Linked DNA regions of Homo sapiens: region 2 is linked to region 1. Evidence: chromatin loops called from intact Hi-C (ENCODE). Cell type or tissue: natural killer cell. All regions are shown on one strand. Each heading gives the region's core, and the rest is flanking DNA. Links, peaks and the distances in the headings are about the cores only.

Region 1 (10,914 bases), core at 2,915-10,914:
TCCGCCTCAAAAAAAAAAAAGCAGCAGCCTGCAGCCTCAATGCCCAGGCCTGTGCCAGGTGGTCTTGGGGCCCCTGGACCTTGTGGGGTGTTGGGTCCAAGGCCTGGGAGATCCTCATTCACTCTCCACGAAGCCTCCCATCCTTTCCAAATGGAGGTGGGCCCAGGCCTGGGGCAGTCAGGCCCTCCCAGGAGAAGGGCTGCACGATGTGAAATGCTGGGATGGCCACGGGAGAGGAAGGGCCCATTCTCCCCGGGCCTGGGCTCTGCAGGGTCTGCCCAGAAGCCCTCCAGGCCCCCACTTCCCCGTCCCCAGGCAGCTTGCTCTTTTCCACCACTCACTGTCCTGTCCGCCTGTTGGCAAATGTTGAAGGGTGCCAGCACTGGCTGGGTGCTGGGGATGCCCCGCTCGCCAGCCTGAGCCGCATCTGTCGGGATGGCCAGTCACTGAGTGACTTCAGGTGTGGTGAGGGCTTTGCTCAGAGGTGCTGGGGGTGGGAGCAGCAGCGGCTTCCTGGAGGAGGTGTTGAGAGGAGCACCGAGAAGTGGCTGTAAGGGTCTGTGTGGATGCACCTCCTGCCAACCTGGGAGCGTCCACCCAGACTGTGCAGCCCACAGTGGGTACCGGTGGAGCCCTGCCACCAGCCCCACCCCTGACAGCTGCCCCCGTTCTCCCAATGACCTGGGGAGGGGTCCCGGGTGCTTGGCTTCCTTCGGCTTCCCCCCACTCCTTGGGGAGTCCCTGCCCCTCTACCCGAGAAGGTGCTTGGAGGTGGGGAAGCAGAAGGGGCTGTGCTGGCCAGCCCTTTATGGACATGGGTTGGGGCGAGAGACCCCACTCCTTCCTCCCCGTGCCCGGTCTTTGGACGTTTCCCTAGCGCCTCCTCCCTTGCCCTGCCTCCACTTTCCGGGAAGCACTGCCCCTCACAGGAAGCGCCCGCGCTGTCACCATGGCAATCTGGGAGGGAGAGGGCCTCCAGGCGTGTACCCAGTCCTCAGGCTCCTGGGAGGAACCTGCCAGAAGCGGGGAGGCCGGGCCTGGGGCTACCTCCTGGACGGACCCCTCCACCTGATGGCCCCTCACCCTCCCCAGGCGGGGGCCGGCCCCAGCCCAGACTGGAAGATGAGATTGACTTCCTGGCCCAGGAGCTTGCCCGGAAGGAGTCTGGACACTCAACTCCGCCCCTACCCAAGGACCGACAGCGGCTCCCGGAGCCTGGTGAGACCCCCGCTTCCCCTGCCCCACGGCCCTGTCCCTAGCCCAGTGCTCTCATTCTAACCTGTCCTCTCTCGCAGCCACCCTGGGCTTCTCGGCACGGGGGCAGGGGCTGGAGCTGGGCCTCCCCTCCACTCCAGGAACCCCCACGCCCACGCCCCACACCTCCCTGGGCTCCCCTGTGTCATCCGACCCGGTGCACATGTCGCCCCTGGAGCCCCGGGGAGGGCAAGGCGACGGCCTCGCCCTTGGTAGGTCTTGGTCGGGGGTGGGCAGGGGCAGCAGGGCGCCCTGCAGAAGGCCGCCCTCACACGCCCCCTCCTGCAGTGCTGATCCTGGCGTTCTGTGTGGCCGGTGCAGCCGCCCTCTCCGTAGCCTCCCTCTGCTGGTGCAGGTGAGCCAGTGGCCGCGGGCAGGGCAGGGAGGGTGCCACACGCTCAGAGGTCTCAGGCCCCACTCCCCACAGGCTGCAGCGTGAGATCCGCCTGACTCAGAAGGCCGACTACGCCACTGCGAAGGCCCCTGGCTCACCTGCAGCTCCCCGGATCTCGGTGTGTGGCCCCCTTCAGCCCTGAGGCTCCCGCCCAACTCTGGCCGCCAACTGACCCTCGCCTCCTCCTTCCCACAGCCTGGGGACCAGCGGCTGGCACAGAGCGCGGAGATGTACCACTACCAGCACCAACGGCAACAGATGCTGTGCCTGGAGCGGTGAGTGGCCGCCCCGGCACTGCCACCCCCACCCACCCACCCCCCATCCCCACCTCCACCTCCATTTCCACCTCCCCTGGCCAACTTTACCCCAGGCCCTGCCACCCTCACCTGCACGCTAACCTTCACCTCCCCCGCCGCCCTGCACCCTCACCTCCCCTGGCCAACTTCACCCTGGGCTGTGCTCCCCTGCCACCCCAGGGCTGAGGTGGGCTGAGTGCCCACTTCCAGACTGGGCCACTGGCACCTCGAGGGCATGGGGAGGACCCAGCGATCCCCCCCCACCCAGGCATAAAGAGCCACCCAAGGAGCTGGACACGGCCTCCTCGGATGAGGAGAATGAGGACGGAGACTTCACGGTGTACGAGTGCCCGGGCCTGGCCCCGGTGAGTGCCTCAGGGTGCAGGGAGGGGCGAACCATCTCCTGGGGTTCCCTCCCAGCAAGTATCCCCCCAGCCCACCCACTGCCCAGCCTGACACCCACATTCGCAGACCGGGGAAATGGAGGTGCGCAACCCTCTGTTCGACCACGCCGCACTGTCCGCGCCCCTGCCGGCCCCCAGCTCACCGCCTGCACTGCCATGACCTGGAGGCAGACAGACGCCCACCTGCTCCCCGACCTCGAGGCCCCCGGGGAGGGGCAGGGCCTGGAGCTTCCCACTAAAAACATGTTTTGATGCTGTGTGCTTTTGGCTGGGCCTCGGGCTCCAGGCCCTGGGACCCCTTGCCAGGGAGACCCCCGAACCTTTGTGCCAGGACACCTCCTGGTCCCCTGCACCTCTCCTGTTCGGTTTAGACCCCCAAACTGGAGGGGGCATGGAGAACCGTAGAGCGCAGGAACGGGTGGGTAATTCTAGAGACAAAAGCCAATTAAAGTCCATTTCAGACCTGCGGCTTCTGCCTGTGTTGCCAGCTTGGGTTAATCTTCCACCGCCTCATCTCCCATTTGGGGCCCTGGTAGACGGACCCCTGAGTGGGGGGCCTGGGGTCTGCTCTTGCACCCCCAGAGGGAGGAGGCCTTTCTGTTCGCTCATTAGGAGGACCTTCCCATCCCGTGGAGCTGGAGGAGAGGCCACGGGATCATCCCCACCCTCCTCAGCCAGGCCTCACCCCTGCAGACCCTTCTACGCAGGTGGGAGAGGGGAAGGGTGTAGTGTAGGGCTGGGCCAGCCCAGGGTTGGCTCTGCGGCCCGGAAGACCCCATCCTGTGTGATAAAGAGGGCTGGAGCAGGTGATAGTCCACACGCACCTGGATGTGGGTGCCCACCACCTCCAGGCAGAAGGAAAACAATGCAGACATTGAGTCTGGGTTTCTCATGGGGACCACGGCCGCCAGGCCCTGCAGCACACGGAGGAGGGATGGCAGGCAGAGGTACCTGTGTGATACCAGCTATGCAGAGCCAGGTGGACCCAGGGGGCCAGGTGAGGGGTGTGATGGGAGGGGCCTGGACGCCTGGAGCTGGGACTTGGCCACTCCTAAATTTGGAGCAAGAAGGCCCCGAGGGAGGAAGGGGAATCATGTGGTCAAAAGTGCCCAGATCAGGCCAGTACCAGGTCAGCGTGCGGGGGCTGAAACTCTCTGTCCCACTGATGCTGGGGACGTAGGAGGACTGGGTTCAGAAGCCCCTCAGTGGTTGTTAGGAGTCTGGAGGTCCAGGCACCTAGACAGCCCTGGCGTGTTCGTGTTATTAATCAGGGATCTCTTTTTATTTATTTATTTATTTATTTATTTATTTATTTATTTATTTTTGAGACGTAGTTTCACTCTTGTTGCCCAGGTTGGAGTGCAATGGCGTGATCTCGGCTCACTGCAACCTCCGCCTCTCAGGTTCAAGCGATTCTCCTGCCTCAGCCTCCCGAGTAGCTGGGATTGCAGGTGTGCGCCACCACACCTGACTAATTTTGTATTTTTAGTAGAGACGAGGTTTCTCCATGTTGGCCAGGCTGGTCTGGAATTCCCGACCTCAGATGATCTGCCCACCTCGGTCTCCCAAAGTGCTGGGATTACAGGCGTGAGTCACCACACACGGCCAGTCAGGTTCTCTTAGAGAAACAGAACTAATAGGAGATATATATATATAGAGAGAGAGAGAGAGGGGGGCCAGGTGCAGTGGCTCATGCCTGTAATCCCAGCACTTTGGGAAGCTGAGGCGGGCGGATTGCCCGAGCTCAGGAGTTCGAGACCAGCCTGGGCAACACAGTAAAACCCCCGTCTCTACTAAAATACAAGAAATTAGCCAAGCATGGCAGCGTGTGCCTGTAGTCCCAGCTATCTGGAGGCTGAGGCAGGAGAATCGCTTGAACCCAGGAGGCGGAGGTTGCAGTGAGCCAAGATTGCACCACCGCACTCCAGCCTAGAGACAGCAAGACTGTGTTAAAAAAAAAAAAAGAAATACATATATATATGAAGGGGAGTTTATTAAGTATTAACTCACACGATCACAAGGTCCCACAATAGGCCGTCTGCAAGCTGAGGAGCATGGAGAGCCAGCCCGAGTCTCAAAGCTGAACTTGGAGTCCGATGTTCGAGGGCAGGAAGCGTCCAGCACAGGAGAAAGATGTAGGCTGGGAGGCGAGGCCTGTCGTCTCCTTTTCACGTTTTTCTGGTTGACATTCGCTGGCAGCTGATTAGATGGTGCCCACCAGATGAAGGGTGGGTCTGCCTTCCGCAGCCCACTGACTCTAGTGTTAATCTCTTTTGGCAACACCCTCTCAGACACACCCAGCATCAATACTTTGTATCCTTCAATCCAATTAAATTGACAGTATTAACCATCACACCTGGCATGGGGAAGATAAGGCCCACTGGGCACCGTCCCTGGAGAAAGGGTGGGCCAGGCAGGCTGGGGGAAAATTGTTCACCCCTGCTGGGGGAGACTGGCTTGACCTAAGCAACATGTTTTGGGGGCCACAGCCCACCCAGACCAGGAAGCCCCCTTGCCTCTCACCTCTCACTCCTCACCTGTGACCTTGGGCTGGCCCTCAGCTGGGAGCCCCATGTCCCTCTGGGCACTGCTGTGATGGGGCAGGGTGTGATGGGAGCCTGTGTGTGGGCCCTGGTGTGATGGGTGCCTGCGTGCATGGGGCAGGGTGGACGCTGAGCCCACGTGGCACGCCCACGCCCACCATCCTTCACTCTAAGCCATTAGCCACAGGGAAAGCGGGTGGGTGCAGGGAGGCCCGAGCGTCACTCAAGGGCGCAGGGCAGCGTCTGGCCCAAGGCCAGCGTGTCACTGGCTGGGAGGTTCCCCTGGAGCTCCACGTTCAGTCCCTCAGGTCACAATACACACCTATCCTGCTGGCCTGACGCAGGGGCCCAAGAGCCTCCTAGTGTGTCCCATCTTCTTCTTGTTCTGGGTGTCCCCAACCTGTCCTCAGGGTCCCTGCTGCCCATTCTCTTAGGTATTGGCAAGGAAGGACTCCCTCCCAGAGCAGCTGTGTGAGAAGGGAGCTGGTGGGCCTGAGCTGGGGAAGGGTTGGCAGGGGGCTAGGTCCTCCGGTGGGGGCATAGGCCCCCATGCAGCCTAGCACCCTGCTCCCCACTCGCCTTTTTGGAATTGTTTTTTTTTTTTTTGAGACAGATTCTCACTCTGTCAGCCAGGCTGGAGTGCAGTGATATGATCTTGGCTCTCTGCAACCTCCATCTCCCAGGTTCAAGTGATTCTCCTGCCTCAGCCTCCCGAGTATTTGGGATTACATACAGGTGCCTGCCACCACGCCCAGCTATTTTTAGTGGAGATGGGGTTTCACCATGTTGACCAGGCTGGTCTCGAACTCCTGACCTCAGGTGATCCACCCGCCTTGGCCTCCCAAAGTGGGATTACAGGCATAAGCCACCACACCAGCTTTTTGGCTTTCATTGGCCCCTGGCCAATTCAGACAGAAGGCCTTCAACTTTGTCCAAGCTCCTGCCCCCACCCATCAGGAGCCCCCTTGCTCCCATAGGCCCCAGGCTGTGGGTGAGCTGCCCTGGGGCCCCCAGGGACTCTGGAGACCCCAATCCTGGGCTTGGGGCCTGGCTCAGCCTTGCCTGGGGGCCCATTACTCAATTCCTTTCCACTTTACCTTCTGCTGTTCCTGTCCCTGTCCCAAGGGCCCTGGCGGCAGTAAGAGGCAGATTTCACCTTGGTTTCTGGCTCAACTCTGAGCCCTGAGCCGGCCTGAGCCTGCTGACCCTGGCCCGGCAGCCTAGCGCCCCCTCCACCAGTTCCCACTTGAGGAAGCCCAGCGGGGCACTGATGTGCATCTTCCAGCCTCGGCTACCTCCCTGCTTGGTGCCCTGCCCACACCTGGTGACCTCCTGAGCACAGATGCCCAAGAGTGACATGCCCAGACCCTGGCGGAGACGCTGGGGTGGCACTCATCTGTGCAGAGATGCCCCCAACCCAGCAAGATGCTGGGGCAGGACCATGCTTGACCCAGAATGTGGGGCGTGTGATCCCCTAGCCAACATCCTAGGAAGCAAGGACATCCCCAGCTTCTGGCCCTGGGAGGCGATCTTGTTCCCCACCCTGGGTGGCTGGGTGGGCCGGCCCCGGGTTCAGAGTCCCTGGCTGCAGCCCTCCCCTACAGCCACACAACACAGAGGAGCGGGTCCCGGCAAAACTTGGGGTGCAGAGTGGGTCCCTGGAGGACCAGAGCCCCACCCAGCAGCTCCACCTGGAGGAGAACAAGGACAGACGTGATCCCCCCACGCCTTGGGGCTCAATGGGATGAGAGTTGGAGGGGAGGGGCTGAGCTCACCCACTGCACCACCCTGTGCTGCCCCTCGACCAATCCCTCCACTTGGGGGTCCCCTTGGCCACCTGCCAGGCTCCGTGCACCCACCCAGCTTTCCCAAGGCGAGGTCCGAGGGGCTCTCCAGCCCCCAGCTCCACCTGTTACTGAGAATAAGGGCAGTCTTCCTTGTTGCCGGAGCCATGTAGCTTTGCAGCATGCCGCCAGGGAGCGCTCGAGACACGCATCTGGACTGCCTTGCTCAAGCCAACCCATGAAGCAGGTGGGGCTCAGGAAGACAGCCAGGCTCAGCCCGCTCCCTGAGACGCCCCTGGGGCTGGGGCTGGGTGCCCCTCACCTTGCTGCTGCCCCGGGTGCCGCTGTCTGCAGGGGGCAGCTGGCCAATGGTCTGCTCTTGGTCTGGAGTGGGGCCCACTGGGTTGAGGCCTCTTCAGTGGGCATCCACCGGGAAGCTGGCCCACAGTGAAGGCTCAGCGGGGAAGAGCTTGTGTCCTGATCATCACGATGCTCACACACCACGGAGCTGGGGTTGGCTGCCTGCCTGGGTCCGCACAAACCCAGGGAGTCAGGAGGCCTGGGTGGGGTGAGATGAGGGGGAGCCCCTGCCCCCCGACTTTCTCTTTGACTCATGCCCTTTTCTTTCCTCTGAGAGGCTTTCGTTCTGACCCATTTCTGGGCAAAACCCCCGAGCCCCGTTTGCCAGCTCGCAGGTTCCCACGCACGATTGGGCCCCATGGCAGCCACCCTGCCCAGGGTCCTCAAGGAGCAAGCTAGGGGCGGAGGGTGGGGGAGGCTCCTTCAAATCCACCCAGGGAGGGAGCAGGCTGTGGCTGCGGCTGAGGTCGGTGGCAAGGGACCCTGCCAGCCTGGCAGCACAAACAGGAAGGATGGCAGGCTCTGGCACCAGAGGCCGGGTCACCCGCAGGCGTGGCAGGACAGCCTCCTTCCTGCAGGAACTGCCGCCGGGTGTCTGTTTCAAGGAGAAGAGATGGGGTGGTGTGAGGCTGAAGCCAAGGTGTGGCTCCCCGGGGGCCCCCTGCCAGAGGAGGAACGCTGGGGTGGGATTAAAGGCCCAGGTGCCACTGTGGTCATCACCGAAAACATGGGAGGCTGGAAAGGCGGGGCTGGAGGCAGCTGCCCACTCTGGTGCCAGCCCCTAAGCCAAGCAGCTCAGGCACTGACAGTTTCCCGTGGCGCCCACAGGCACCCCTCCCTCCAAACCCCCCTCCCTCCAAGCTCCCCTCCAAGCTCCCCTCCCTCCAGCCCCCTCCCTCCAAACCCCCCTCTCTCCAGCCCCCCTCCCAAGCCCCCTCCCTCCAAGTCCCCCTCCCTCCAGCCCCCCTCCCTCCAGCCGTTGCACAAGTTCCGCAGCAAAGCTCAGCTCAGAGGCTACACTGCGCCACAGGGGTGGGGGCCTCTGACTACCACCCTGTCCCAGTCTTGCCTCTGTCCCCACAGTGGGATCCTCCCACTTCAGTCTCCAGCTGCCTGGTTCCCCTCCCAAGGCAGCCTTGTCCTCACTGTGGGGCCGGGGAGAGGCCAGCAGCCCCTGGGGCCCAAAAGTAGAACAGGACAGGGACAGGGGTGGTGGGAGGCAGGCCCCCTCTGAGGGTGCTGGGGCAAAGGTCTGGACAACAGTTCATGGTTGCCATTCCTCCCAGGACACACGATCTGAGCCCCCAAAAGACCTGACAGGACAGACGCGTCCTCATTCCCAGCATCCCAGCATTTTGGGAGGCCGAGGTGGGAGGACTGCTTGAGCCAGGAGTTTGAAACTAGCCTGGACAACATAACAAGACTCTGCCTCTACAAAAAATTTTAAAAAATTAACCAGGCATGGTAGTGCACACCCATAGACCCAGCTCCTTGGGAGGCTGAGGTGGGAGCATTGCTTGAGCCCAGGAGGTTGAGGCTGCAGCAAACCGTGACTGCGCCACTGCACTCCAGCCTGGGCAACAGAGCAAGACCCTGTCTCAAAAAACAAAAAACAAAAACCCACACACAAAAAAGCAAACTTGGCTGGGCGCGGTGGCTCATGCCTGTAATCCCAACACTTTGGGAGGCTGAAACTTGTGGATCACCTGAAGTCAGGAGTTTGAGACCAGCCTGGCCAACATGGGAAAACCCCATCTCTACTAAAAATACAAAAATTAGCTGGGCGTGGTGGCAGGCACCCATAATCCCAGCTACTTGGGAGGCTGAGACAGGAGAATCACTTGAACCCGGAAGGTGGAGGTTGCAGTGAGCCAAGATCGCACCACTTGATCCTGACTTCAGGTGATCCACAAGCCTTGGCCTCCCAAAATGCTGGGATTACAGCCTGGGCGATAGTGCAAGACTCCCTCTCAAAAAACAAACAAACAAACAAACAAACAAACCAAGCCTGACCTGCATTGAGATCTCCAGGACGTCTGGGTCTGGCCACGCCTGGGACCACACAAGGTCCCGTGCAGCAGAGTGGCAACGTGGTTGGGTGAAGAGGCTGATGGGGCCTCCCACTGTGGCTGAGAGTGGGGTGTTGGTTGGCTGGGGCTCAGGGTGACCCCGCAGGGCCATCCCAGCCTGGCTGGCACCCAACGTGGGCTGGTGTAGAAGAAGGAACCTGGCCTCCAGGCTCCAGGCCCTGGCTTAGAGGGAGCGGGGAGTCTGGACTTCAGGCTGGATCCCTTCCTCTTCCTGGAGCGGGTGCTGGCCCCCAACCCGCTTGCGTCAGGGACAAAAGGACTCCTTCCCTTTCCAGCCTGGAAAGCCCCTCTGCTGCAGGCTGGAGGAAGGGACCCTGGGCCCAGCCTATAGTCAGCGGTGTCTATGGGCATGGATCTGGACGGGGAAAAGGACAAAGCAGCCTCCATCCACAGTTCATTCCGGGACCAGGCCCTTGCAGGCACGCGCTGGGCTCCTGTGGGAAGACACTAAGGGCCCCAGGACAGACCTCCTCTCCGGGCATCTGGGTTCCTAGATGGCAGAGGTGGCAGAGTGGGGTGGGATGGCCCAATTGGGAGCTTTAGCTTCCGGCAAAGAGCTGAGCACAGTACATCTTCAATGTGTAAGATTCTCCTGGGAGACCAGGGCCCAGCTGGTGGTGAGCTGGGGGAAGTGGGTGATACTGCCGTGGGAGGAGCCACCTGGCCCTCTGGGGAAGTGCACTCGCTGTCTGCAGCGCCCAGGCCTGGGTAGCTGGGTGGGGGCTGGGGGGCCATCTGTGCTCAGGGTGCCTGCACCTGGGCCTTCTCTGCCCTGGGCCAAGCCTGCCCGAGCCTCTCTGTCCTCTGCCTGCCCAGCTGGACATCTCTGGGCCTCTCTGGAGACCAGTGGGGTGGGCTGTGGGGGCGTCATATTGCCCTGGCTTGGCATCCCTCTTGTGGCTGTACCCCTCCCAGCAGCCCCAGGACTAGCAAGTCCCCGAGATGGGGGTGGGGACAGTGGTTGATGCCAAAGGTTGTGGGGGCAGGGGCGGGGCAGGAGCAGGAAGGTCCCCTGAGTTCCCTCACCTTGGGCAGAGATAAAAGGAGCACAGTTCCAGGCGGGGCTGAGCTAGGGCGTAGCTGTGATTTCAGGGGCACCTCTGGCGGCTGCCGTGATTTGAGAATCTCGGGTCTCTTGGCTGACTGATCCTGGGAGACTGTGGATGAATAATGCTGGTGAGTGTCTGGCCCTCGGGGAGGCCCAAGCTGGGGACAGCTAGGCAACCTGGGAGGGGAGGACGGGGGTGGCGCTGAGTGGGGCATGTCGGTGTCCCTGAGCCCATGGGAGGGGAGGACGGGGGTGGCGCTGAGTGGGGCATGTGGGTGTCCCTGAGCCCATGGGAGGGGAGGACGGGGTTGGCGCTGAGTGGGGCGTGTGGATGTCCCTGAGCCCAAGTGACAGAGCCTCCCCTCCCTCGTGCTGCTGCAGGGCACGGCCCCACCCGGAGGCTGCGAGGCTTGGGGGTCCTGGCCGGGGTGGCTCTGCTCGCTGCCCTCTGGCTCCTGTGGCTGCTGGGGTCAGCCCCTCGGGGTACCCCGGCACCCCAGCCCACGATCACCATCCTTGTCTGGCACTGGCCCTTCACTGACCAGCCCCCAGAGCTGCCCAGCGACACCTGCACCCGCTACGGCATCGCCCGCTGCCACCTGAGTGCCAACCGAAGCCTGCTGGCCAGCGCCGACGCCGTGGTCTTCCACCACCGCGAGCTGCAGACCCGGCGGTCCCACCTGCCCCTGGCCCAGCGGCCGCGAGGGCAGCCCTGGGTGTGGGCCTCCATGGAGTCTCCTA
Region 2 (11,245 bases), core at 900-8,899, 190 kb after region 1:
TCTCGGGACAGGTCAAGCCCCCTCGGGTGGGCTTCCACGCTTACCAACTAGCTCTCTCCCTCACCTGCTCGCACCACGCTTTGCCCTCCAGGCTCCCACCTGGGAACGCCCCGTCCCTTGGTCCTTCCTCTCCTAGCCAGGTGTCAGCTCTGGCCAGGCCCAGGTGCTCTGCTTCCCCTGTTCAGGTCCCCTGCCCCTTCGGCTGGGAGACTTGCATATCGGCCTGAAGACCTCCCTGCGGTTTTTCCCAGCTCCTGCAGGGCCCAGACTGCAGCGGCTGGAGGCGAAGGGACGGCAGGGCGCGTGGCGTGGTTAGTGTGCTGGCTCCGACCAGCGGGAACGCACTGCGCACCGTCCGCCCTGCCCACCGCCTCGGCGGGACGCGCTCGCGCACACGGACGCACAGAGGTCGACCAGGGTGTTCTCCAGCGAGGAGGCAACACAGCCGCGGGAGGCGGGGCGGGGCGTGTTTAAAGTGACAGACTGGGCTTTGGTTACGTCGGGCTTCTGGACGAGGGGAAACCGGAGTCGGGGAGGCTCCAGCGAGAGCCCCGCGGACCGACGGGGACCGGATCTCTACGGGTGGGGTCTGTGCAGTAGTGACCCCTCCGAGTGAAGGCAGAGCTCGGCGGTCCTCAGGCCCACCCCGCCTCCCAGCGGGGAGCACCGAGGGCGAGGACCGACTTCTTCTGGGGATCCTCGAGGGCGAGCTGGGAGAGGGAGGAGGCCCGGAGGAGGGAGAGGGGTTGCTGGGGGTGGGAAGGCGAAGGGCCTGTGAGGAACACTACGGGGACGAAGGGCCGGGGGGTGGGGGCCTGGGCGGAGCTGGAGGCCGAACTGAGCGGAGCTTGGAAGGCTGGGGAATTAGAGGCGGGGCCTAGAAGAAGTCGGGGTGGGGCCCTGGCGGGGCTCGGGGGCGGCCCTGGGTGGGCCGGGCGGGGCCTGAGTGGGCAGGGCAGGGTTCGGGCCAGCGCCTGGGCTAGGCCTGGTGGGCCCGGCGCCTCACATGATGTCGTCCAGCAGGTTGGCGCTGGCCACCCAGTCGAGCGCGCGCGGCTCGGAGGCGGCCATGATCATGCACATGAAGGGGCGGCCGGTGCGCCGGTCCGTGGGGTAGATGGTGGTGGGCGTGAAGCGCCTGTTGGCCTCGACGAACTCGCAAAGCTGCTCGTAGACGCGCGGGAACTCGTGGCGCAGGAAGACGCCGCGCAGCCGCAGCTCGCGCTGGATGTGGATGAAGGCCACCTCGCGCGCGCGCCGGCCCGCCTCGCCGTCCTGATCCAGGCCCGCCGTGCCCGGCGGTGGCGTCAGGATCAGCGTCTCCATGTCGGGCTCGCGGCTCCGCGCCGGGGGCGGCCGCGCGGGGCTGCCGGCCGCCAGCGCTACCTTGGCGAACTTGCGCACTGTTGGCCCGTGGCTGCGTGGCGCGGGCGCGGGCAGGGCCGGTGTCCCCGGTGGCGCGGTGCCGGGTCCCACGGCCACGGACACGCTGAGCAGGAAGCACTCTGCCGGTTCGTAGAGGCGCCCAGCGGCCGCCAGCTCGCGCGCGTAGCTGCCCAGGGGCGCCGCGTGTGTGGCCAGCTCACGCAGCGATAGGTAGGTGGGGGATAGCAGCAGCCCCTCCAGGCCAAAGCGCAGGAAGTTGTCGGCCGAGCCTGGACTTGGGAAGCCCAGGAAGAGCACGCCGCGGCCGCGCGACAGGAAGCCGACACGCGCGATGCGCGAGAAAGCGCGGTGCACCGGGCCGCTGTCGCGGCAAAACTGCAGTACGTGGCGGCACACGCTGCCCACGCGGCCGTACACGCAGCGCGCCTTGTGGGCGTCCCAGTCCTCGCGGCGGCACAGGCGCGAGCAGTAGTAGGTGTAGCAGCTGTGGCAGGACTTGAAGTAGAGGCAGGCGTTGAACATGGTCTCGGTGCGCCGGCAGCGCGCATTGGAGCAGGTCATCAGGTCGTCCTCGTCGGCGCTGGGTTCGGGGGACGCGTCGGCCGCCTCTCCCGGGGCCGCGGGCTCCTCGGCGCTGCCGGCCGAGGCGGGGGGCGAGCGTGGCGGCGCCAGCGCGGGGGCCCCGGAGCCCGCGGGCCGCGAGTCCAGCAGTCGGCGCAGTTGGGGGCCCAGGCAGTCGGCCGCGGGCTCTGAGGCCTGGCCGGCGGTGGGTCGCGAGTCGATGACCAGGTCCGTGATGAGCTCGTCCAGCTGCTCTAGGCTCCGCTGGCGGCCAGAGGTGGGGCCGTCGGGGGCCGCGTGGGGAGGTGGCCGCGTGCGGCCCCCGGGCAACTCCCAGGCCCTGGCGCTCGGGCGCTCGGTGGCGCGCAGGTCATTGTCAGTGATGGTGATCTCGGGCGTCACGTACCAGTTGCGGCCCAGGCCCTCGCCCGCGCGGCCCTTCTCCGTCAGCGACGTCTCGGACAGGGACAGTGCGGCGTAGCGTCTGGGAGAGGTGGACAGGTTCACGACGACGGGCGGGCGCCGGCCTTCGGGGGACACGCCTCGCGGCTCCCGCACCTCGCGCCCCAGCAGGTTCTCGTAGCTGCGGCCGCGGCCCAACGGGTCTTCTCGGCGCGGCCCCGGGGCCAGAATGTTGTCCCAGGAGCGCGAGTAGTGGCGGCTGTCGGTGGCCAGCCGGGGCGGACTGGTGCCGGTGCCGCCGTGCCAGGAGGCGAGCAACGGGTCGGGGTCAGAGGGCGGCACCACTTGCAGGGTGCGGTACGGTCGCGGGCCCCAGTCCGCCCAGGCCGGGCTGCTGCGCGGGTGCGGGTACGTCCGAGCCAGGACGTCACGCTCGCGGTACCTTCCGAAGTCCTCCGTGTAAAAGGGGCGGGCGGTGGAGTGGGCCCGGGGCTCCTCGGGGACATAGCGGGGCCCGTAGGGCAGGCCGTAGGCTCGTGGAGCCTCCCCATAGTAGGAGCGGGAGGGCGGTTCCTGGATTGGGAAGGTGCGCACCTCTCCTGCGTAGTAGCCGCCCATGCGCCTTGGACTGGGCCCCGAGAGCTCCTCGGACGGATAGGGCCTGGGGTAGTAGGCGTCGAAGGTTGGGCCGGGACTGGCTGCAAAGCTGCCCCGGAAGCCTTGGGGCTCCTCTGTATAGAAGAACTGGGTGGGGCCCGGCGGGGTGGTGAAGGGCAGACTGCGGCGCTCGGCGTAGTCCCGGGGCCCAGGCAGGGGCCCGTCGCAGTAGAACGCCCGGGGATCCGCACAGTATGAGTCGCTGGGCGTCGGGGTGCGCGACAGCGCCATGTGGCGGGGCCCGGGCACCGTGAGGCCGTGGAACTGCGGGGCGGGGCGGGCCCAGTGCGCGGCCTCGGTGGGCCCGCAGGACCGCGAGCCCCGGGTGGCGTGCTGGAGCACTGCGTCGTCTGGCTTGATGTCCAGGCGGCAGCGCACGTGGGGGGCGGGACCCGCGGGTGGCTCGGGCGGTGCGCAGCGGCCCGCGGCGGCGCACAGGGGCGCGACGCGGCCGGGGCCGCCCCGCTGCGGCTGCAACTTGATGGGATGCAGCTCGTTGGCAAGGGCGCGGAGCGCCGGGTACGCGGGCTCCCGGCGCGGCGATGCCTCGGCCCGCGCCGCACGCTGGGCCTCCCGCCCTCGGCGGGGCAACACCGGCGGCGAGGCGGGCGCGGGCGTCAGGCCCGGGGGCGCGCGGGGCGCACTCTTGGAGCGGGCGCGGCGGCGTGGCTCGGCTTCGCGGGTCCGGGCGCGCGGCACAGCGGACTCCGGCGGCGGTGGCTCCGGCAGGGTCTCCATGGCCGGCCCGTCCAGCGCCTCCAGGAAGTCGAAGCTGCGGCAGTGGCGCTTGTTGAAAGGCGCGGGCTCAGCAGGCCGGGCCACGGATCGCTCACATGGCGAGCACTTGGACGCGGGTCCCGGGGTCGCCACCTTGATGTCCTGGTACACGGTCGACACCAGCAGGTCCGGAGGGTCCGTACGGGTCATCTTAAAAGAGGTCCCCAGGCTGGCGGCTCCAGCTCACACTGCCTTGCGGGGCTTTTGCCCTGGGGGGAGACGCGGGTCAGGGCGGCCCCCTCCGCAGCCCAGGCCCCGCTACTCCCCCACGCTGGCCCGGCTTACCTGGGGCGCAGCGGGCGGAGCAGCCCTGGCTGCGGGCCTGGGCCGAGAACGCGGGCGCTTCCTCCATGCCGGGGTCAGAAGCACCTGCGGGAGGAACCCAGCTGTCCAGGCGCCCGTCCTGCCCGTCCCCCCGTCCTCTCCCTGCGATGGGGCGGGCGGGCCAGAAAGGCTTAGCCGTGGTTGTGGTTCCCGCGGCGGGAGCTCCCGCGTGAAGCTCCAGGGCCTCCCCTCCCCCGACTAGTGACGGCGGGGTCGGCTCGGGTGGACCCCTTTCCGGGTGGGGTAGGGGAGTGGGGGCGTGGTCCTGGGGCTGCGCCCTCTGGTGTCCGCAGTTGGAAGGACGGGCCGCATTTGGGCCTTATTTATAGGTGTTGCCCCAGGAGACGTCAGTGACTGCGCCCCCGTCACAGCGCCCACTGCAGAGCGACCCCTCCGATCGCGCACAGTGGAAGGCGAGTCCCTGGGCCTCAGCCTTAGCCGGCTCTGCACCAAGTGGGTGACACCAACCACCCCACCTGCTGGCCGGGCCGAGCACAGAGCCCCGCCCCCAGCACTGCAAGGACCCACGCCTAGGTGCCCTCAACTTCCCGCGAGCCCCAGGCCAGAAAAATGCCCCCAGAGAGCATACCCGGGCCCTAAATCTCCCTTTCCTCTGCCGACACCTTTTCTGACCCCAAGTATCTTTGGGTGGTTGAAACAAGGCCCCAGCTTTGTGTAAACGCACAGGACACCCCCCTAGGGTTTGCAAGGCAGTCCCAAGCCATCGAGCCGCGAGCTCGTGGCAGCCCCTCCTCTGAGCTGCGCACCAGGCCTGGAAGCTGCCCGCTGGGGGTGGGCAGGGCGGAGGGTGGGGGAAGCCCCACTGCTTTGCAGGAGAGGGCCCTCCCCATTTCGCTCAGAAGGTTCCATGGAAACCTGCATTTCTTAGGCCCCCACGCGGCAGGCTGGCCTGGGTTCAGATGTGGGCTGCCAACCCCTCTGTGATCCCAGAGCCAGCTGGGGGGTGCGTCAGAGAGTGGCCACAGGCCTGGCCTCTGCACACCCAACACCTGGTCTGGGGGGTCTACCCCAGAGTGAGCTGGGGAAAGCGGGTACCTGGCCAGGCCCCTTGCAGGGCAGAACCTCAGGTGGATGGGCCTCTCGGGGTCTGGCCGGGTCCCCCCTCTGTGTCCCAGGTGTGCAGGGGCTTCCTGCTGGCAGGGCTGTTTTTCTGGGTCAGGGCCACGAGTCCCAGGCCTTGTGCCCATCCCAGCCTCCCCCGCCCACCCCCCCATCTCCCCCCTCCACCCCACCCGTGGCAGGACTGTCTACCCTCCTGCTCCCTCTTTCATGCTAAGCTCAAGGCCAGGCCGGAATCCGGCCGGATGACAGGGTGTGAGGCTCCACCCCAGGGAGGTGACAGTCGGCCTTGCTGGCTGCAGCTGTCGGTGACACCCCCTCCCGTGGGGATGGGGGTGGGGTCGGCCCTCTCCCGGGCCCAAGGCCTTCTGGAGCCCACGGAGATGGCTGGCGGCCTTCCCCACCTCCCAGCCCTGCCTTGCCTTGCCTTGCCCTGGCTGGGAGCGGCCCTTCAAGGGATACAGCCGGTGTTGCCTGGGGGCGGGGACTCCCCATCCTTTCGGCTGCCCTAAGGCAGCTTCCCCCGCCCATGACGGTGACACACTCAGCAACTCGGCCCCTAGCCCCTTACCTGGGTGCTGCTCTGGCTGTGCCCCGGTGGGCTGTGCCACCCCCAGGTCGGCTCCTCTGTGTCCCCGGCACTGCTGCGTCCCCGGCACGGGCAGAAGCTTCCAGGCAGCAGCGCGGATCCTGGCCTGGCTGCTCAGTGCTGCCCCTGATGGCAGCTGAAGGGGCTGTACTTAAAGGGGCCGCACCCAGTGGGGGCTGCACCGTGGAGCTGGGGATCATGAGCTGCACTGGCTCCAATTTGGGGCTGTGCAGAGCACAGGGTCCCTGCAGCACCCCCAAGACACAGACCTCAGTGTCTAAGCAGGAGTCTTGTGGCCCGGAGCAGCCTGCCAGTCCCGCCAGTGTCACCCCAACACACTTGCCTGAGAGGAGGGGCCCGAACCCTGGCCTGGGCTGCAGAGATTGGTCAGGGGCATCTTGGAATTCGCATCTCCTGTCGGGCGAGGCAGGAGCAGATGGGCTACTCTGTGCCCCACTGGCCTCTCCCCAGGCCCTATCTGCTTCAAGGCTGCCAATGCCAAAATCTTGGCGGGTACCTGGGGCCAGATGGCCCCTGCAGCCTCTTGTGTCCCCAGGATGCCATCCTCTCTGGGTGAGGCCACTCCTGCATCCGGTCCCTGCCAGCCTGGGAAGGCCTGCACGTGACCTGCCATACCTGCCTGGTAATGTCCTCGTCCCACTCTGCCAGCCCCTCCCCAAGGCATTGGGCCTGGGAACGTTCTAGCTTGGCAGAGGGGTGGGGAGCTGATGCCCTTGGCTCTGAAGGGCAGGACCTACCCCATTCTGCACTGTTCAAAGCAGGGCCCACTGAAACCCCAACATAGCCGTCCATGGTGTGATCCTGTCAAGTTCACGTACTGTCGACCCATCCCCACACCAGGCGAACCCCTGAACCCGGCCCTGACCTCATGGGCTGTGGGCTAAGGGGCCAGGCTAAGCTTGCTGTGGGCCACAGCACCTGCTCAGGGACTGCAGTGACTGCCCAACACCCTGGGGCCACAAGGCTCCCAGGCAGAGGAGCCTCCAGCTTGGCCACCTCCTCCCCTTCACTGGCACACTCTTCCTGCCTGCCCTGCAGGGTTCTCATGGCAACAGTAGCTGTGGGGGTGGAGGCTGGGCGCTGCTGACAGCTGGAGGGGGCAGGAGCCTGAAGGCGGGGGGCAGGGCTGCAGGCGGCTGCCTGGGAGCCTTGCAGAGTGGACTTCCACCTCCTGGGGCTGAGGTCGCCAAGCGTGCTGCGTGCAGCTGCTGAGCCCTGGCACAGGTGGGCTGGAATGTACCCAGGGTGTGGCCAGACTTGGTGGGACGTCCTCACACCACTGCTGGGCAGCCTCCTGCCAACCCACGGCAGCCTGGGCCCGGGGCAGCGGGAGCAGAGGTACAGGCAGAAGAACAGACACACGCAGAGTGAAACAGGAGTGCTTTATGGTCTGAGTGGAGTGTTTGGGAGGAGTGCCTCCCGGCTCCTGCCTTCGGGCTCACCTGAGCGGGGGCGCAGCTGAGGCCACTGTGGGAAACACAACCCCCACTCCCAGGAGAGGCCTCACATGCTGCCTTCGGTCTCGCCAGCCTTCTAGCGTGGGGCCTGGGCCGCCCTTTAGGGTGAGTCTGCACACCCGTGTTCAGGGCTCCCGGCCGGAAGCGGAACCATAGGCATGCTGCGGCCCCAGATGAGCGCGGAGGGCAAGCAGGTGCCGGGGCAGCGCACACCCCACAGCCAAGCGGCCCCTGCCCAGCCTCTGTAAACAGACCCTCACAGGTCCCTCCTGGGCCTCAGTCACATCCCTGAGAAACACTGGCGGCTCTGCCCCGAGAGGGCCAGGGTGTCCACCGAGCCTGGCTGAAGCCAGCTGTCCCCTCCCTTCTTGCAGAGCAGGCTCACACTGGGCCTGAAGGCCCAGCACCTGCAGGGCCCAGCCTGGGGACCACCAATGCCCGGCCTCTTCCAGCTCAGAAGCGCACACGGCAGCCACGGGGCAGCGGCAAAGGCGATGGTACAGAGGCAAATGCCTCCCCAGGCAGTGACAGGCACGCCCCCCGCCCCAGGGCGGCCACTGCCCACGCCGGCCTAGAGCTCCTCGTAGTCGCCACCCCCAGGGTGGCGGCCGCCCGGGGCCCCGCCCCCCAGGAAAGCCTCCAGCTCATCGGCAGCCGTCCTCTCCCTGCTGCGCGGGGGCCGCTGCTGCCGCCGTCGCCGCTCCTCCTTGCCCTCCTCCTTGTCCTTGCTCTTCTTGTGTTTGCTCTTCTTCTTGGCAGCTTTTTCTTCTTCCTGAGGAGCACAAGGATGGGGCGCCATGGAGTCACAGGAAGCCACAGCCCTGGTCCCAGGACCGCATGCCACCCAGTCCTGGCCTGCCAGGAAGGGGAGTAGCCAGTACCTCTTTGCCTTTTTTCTTCTTCTTCTTCTTCTCCTTAGAGGGGGTTTTGCCCTCCTTACCTGCACAGACAGGACAGACAGTGGCTCAAACTCAGGCCAACGGGGACCCCAAGCTGGGTGACAGGACTTCTCTAGAAACTCACAAAGCAGCGAGCCCCAGCCCTCCAGGAGGCCCTGCTGATGGACAGGACCACACTGCAAACATCAGCTCCTGCAGGGGGCTGCCAGGAGCATGGCACAGCATCCTGGACTCAGGAGAGGACCCCGGCCAGCGGCCAGCAGCTGGGAGGAGGCCCACGTTCTACCCAAACTCCAGCAGGCTGACCGCACTCTGGTGCCCCCACCCACCTTCCTCACTGCTCTCCTTGGGTCCGGCCTCCTCCAGCCCCAGCCCGAAGAGGTCCGAGTCATTCTTCAGTCTGAAGGCGGGGAGAGGGAGCTTGGGGGGTGGGGGCGGCTCGGCAGGGCCCTCATCCTCGTCAGTCACATCGGAGGGGTCATCTCGCACGGGAAAGTCATCCTGGAGCAGGGAGAGCAACTGGTCAGGCCATCATCCCTCCCACACCCCCAGGGGTTGTGGGATCTCAAACCAGGCCGGCAAGGCCCAAGTGTGGGGACATGAGATGCCTCTTCCAGAAGCCTCCTCCCACTGCACCCACCCAGATCAGGCCTGTGGGAGGGACCCTGGCCACCTGGCTGACCTCTGCCCCGGGAGGACTCGTCTTACCGCCCTGCGCTGTGTGTCTGATCCCTCGCTCTCAAAGTCGGGGTCATCCATGACGAAGGACAGCATTTGTGCAGCAATGGGTCCCTCGGGGTCACTCTCCGACGAGGAGGCCTGCTCACCCTTCCCCGGCTCCATCTCAGCAGGGGGCCTGGTGCTGCTGCGCTTCTCCGGACCTGTGCGAACAGAGACACCGCCTGGCCAGGGGGGTGCTGCGGTCCTCGTGGGAGCTGTCCCCCTCCGTGGCTTCGAAGCTGGTATGGAGGACCTTTGTGGACAAGCAGAGGGTCAGTCAGGGTCCTCTGGAGGCGTCCTGAACTGCCCCACCCGGGTCTCCAGGCCGCACCCGTGGGGACACCTGCCCTTACCACTTGGTCTCTGGCTCTGAGCACTGCTGGGGAGCTGGGGCAGGGCCTTTTGTGGGAGCTGCCACTTCTGCTTCCTCCTCACTCGAAAGAGTGATGTCTTGACTGGGGACGGGGCCTGCAGGCAGCGGGGGACTCCCACGTGGCTGGTCTTCGAGGTCCACATCGTCCTGGAACCCTGCCACCATCGGGTTGCCGCCCAGGGCCTCCCCATCACTGCAAAGCAGGGGGCAAAGCGGTCAAGGGCCACGGGGTAGGGATGGCTGGCCGGGCTCACGGGCCTTGGTTCTAGGCGCCCTGGTACCCAGCACACCCTGGCCGTGGGGCCACCCCACCCCAGGTGCTGTGTTGTGGAGAGGCCCCCTCATGGTCACAGGGCTTCTGAGCAGGAAGGGGTCGGGGGCACAAGGTTGGACACAGTGCTGCCCTGCGGCCGCTCAGTGGGTGAAGGATGTGGAGCCGCACAAGTGGGCGCTCGTGGAGGAGGCGGGCCCAGCTCAGGGCCACGGGGCTTTCTGTCCTTTGTGTATTTCTGGAGGAAGCCGCTGCCCCACAGCAATGGGTGAGGCTGAGGTGCTGAGGCCACTGTGGGTGGAGCTTGTCCAGGGCTGTCCTGGGACCAAATGCAGGGCTTTGCTGCAGGCAAAATTTGGGGCAGCTTGGCAGACAGAGTGGTGGGAGGGGCTGGCAGATGGCTGGGGAGGCGGCTCTAGCTCCCAGCTCTAGGACCTGCAGGAAGCCGCCCCTGTCTCTGCAGCACCTGGATCCTGGCCCTGTGGAGACCACATCTGGTGGCCTGAACCTCCCATATGACCTGCAGTGGCCTCTCCAATGGCTTCCATGTGGCATCTGCCCACAGAAGACCCCAAGGTGCCCCTGTCCTCTCCAGGGTGTGGGCAGAGCAGGTGGCCAGGCCTTTCTGATGTCTGGAAGCCCCGTCCAAGCCCTTCCCTCGTCTGCTCCAGCCACAGAGCTGCTCTGTCCTCAGCCAACAGTGACCAGCCGGCGGGGGGCCCCTTCTGCGCCCCTAGAAAGCCAGCCCCACCTGCTGCTCGGGCACCCTGGAGGCTGGGGGGCAATGGGAGAGGAGGCCCAGGCCCACCCCTCACCTGTCGCTGTCCTGCTGGGCAGCCTTGGCCCCCACCTTCTTCTCGTCCCTGGCGGGGGTTGTGTCTTCCAGGAAGCTGCGGTCCAGGCGGTCGTCAGGAACAAAGTCCTCCACACTCTGGACCGTTGCTGGGCCCTCTGCGGCCGGGACTGGCTCTGTGAACAGTGATGCCGGGTCCTCTTCACTCGGCACCAGAACCCTCACTGCACCCAACCCCAAGCCAGGCCCACCCGGGATGTGCCCACGGGACTGGGACAAGCAGGAAGAAGCGTGGAGCGCTCCGAAATCCAGGACCCCACCTGTGAGGGCCTGGGGGTCTGGGACCAGTTTGGGAGGGGCAGCTCCAGGGCCTACCTGGAGGTGGAGGGGCTGCCTCGGTGGCAGGTGACGTCCCAAACAGCCTAGAGATGATGCTGCGCCGTGGGGCGGGGGCTGAGGGGCACGCAGGTGGGGGCAGGGCCTCTGAGGGTGGTACAGGGGGCACAGAGGATGGTGGGGCGGCATTGAGGGGCAGCTGTGGGGCGGGCTGGGGTGTGCCGGGGCTGGAGCTCCCCGTGGACACAGCGCCTGCAGGCACCACTGGTGACTGGGAGCCCGGGGATGGGCTCTGCCCGTTGGCCGCCAGTGGGGACGCATGGCCACGGCTGCGAGCCTCCATCATCTCCAGGAAGCTGAAAGGCAGAAGGCGGGTGAGAAGCCTGGCTCCCCTGCCTCTCCCTGAGGCCCTCAGGTGACAGGGGGCTCTCTGCTGCTGCTGCTGGGGCTGGGAAGAGCCACTGTGTTCTGGGCCACCCGCCCCACAGAGGCCATCATCCCCATCCACTTCCAAGGGCAGCAGTGCCAGCCAGGCACGGTGGCTCATGCCTGTAATCCCAGCACTGTAGGAGGCCAAGGCAGGCAGATCACGAGGTCAG

Evidence for each region. A loop is a pair of places that touch in the nucleus more often than their neighbours do. Peaks named below come from ENCODE experiments on the same cell type or tissue, not always from the same donor. Only the 100,000 strongest peaks of a DNase experiment are listed, where the experiment ranks them.
Region 2: a loop joins it to region 1, with 5 times the contacts of the local background. A loop is called at or near these places in 39 of 110 quality-filtered maps.

Annotation. Positions count from the first base shown.
Region 1 is chr9:137,031,366-137,042,279 of GRCh38, reverse strand. FUT7 (fucosyltransferase 7) reads left to right here and starts at 10,192. Exons shown (of 2, transcript NM_004479.4): 1 at 10,192-10,301; 2 at 10,555-10,914. The coding sequence starts at 10,289. LINC02908 (long intergenic non-protein coding RNA 2908) reads right to left here. Exons shown (of 3, transcript NR_171031.1): 2 at 9,049-10,282; 3 at 4,325-7,630. NPDC1 (neural proliferation, differentiation and control 1) reads left to right here. Exons shown (of 9, transcript NM_015392.4): 3 at 1,093-1,218; 4 at 1,296-1,466; 5 at 1,543-1,609; 6 at 1,682-1,766; 7 at 1,844-1,923; 8 at 2,213-2,309; 9 at 2,416-2,817. The coding sequence ends at 2,508. RefSeq lists enhancers at 5,815-6,701, 6,702-7,590, 7,443-7,642, 10,048-10,157. In natural killer cell, for the core only: CTCF peaks have their summits at 6,675 and 6,876 (motif pointing right); DNase peaks (open chromatin) are centred at 6,879, 7,369, 9,159, 10,169 and 1 weaker place; H3K4me3 peaks cover 2,002 bases; H3K27ac peaks cover 2,487 bases.
Region 2 is chr9:136,837,103-136,848,347 of GRCh38, reverse strand. RABL6 (RAB, member RAS oncogene family like 6) reads right to left here. Exons shown (of 15, transcript NM_024718.5): 9 at 10,686-11,002; 10 at 10,333-10,486; 11 at 9,227-9,439; 12 at 8,862-9,126; 13 at 8,483-8,654; 14 at 8,136-8,194; 15 at 7,161-8,026. The coding sequence ends at 7,826. It overlaps AJM1 (apical junction component 1 homolog), which reads right to left and starts at 5,870. Exons shown (of 3, transcript NM_001080482.5): 1 at 5,759-5,870; 2 at 4,069-4,152; 3 at 1-3,992. The coding sequence starts at 3,933. The coding sequence ends at 1,003. RefSeq lists silencers at 478-527, 5,401-5,730, 6,677-6,971 and enhancers at 3,864-4,744, 4,745-5,625, 5,757-6,051, 6,041-6,180, 5,626-6,507 and 1 more. In natural killer cell, for the core only: CTCF peaks have their summits at 4,208, 4,411 (motif pointing left), 5,672 and 5,874; DNase peaks (open chromatin) are centred at 1,197, 1,787, 4,397, 5,897 and 3 weaker places; H3K4me3 peaks cover 1,498 bases; H3K27ac peaks cover 1,906 bases; H3K27me3 peaks cover 293 bases.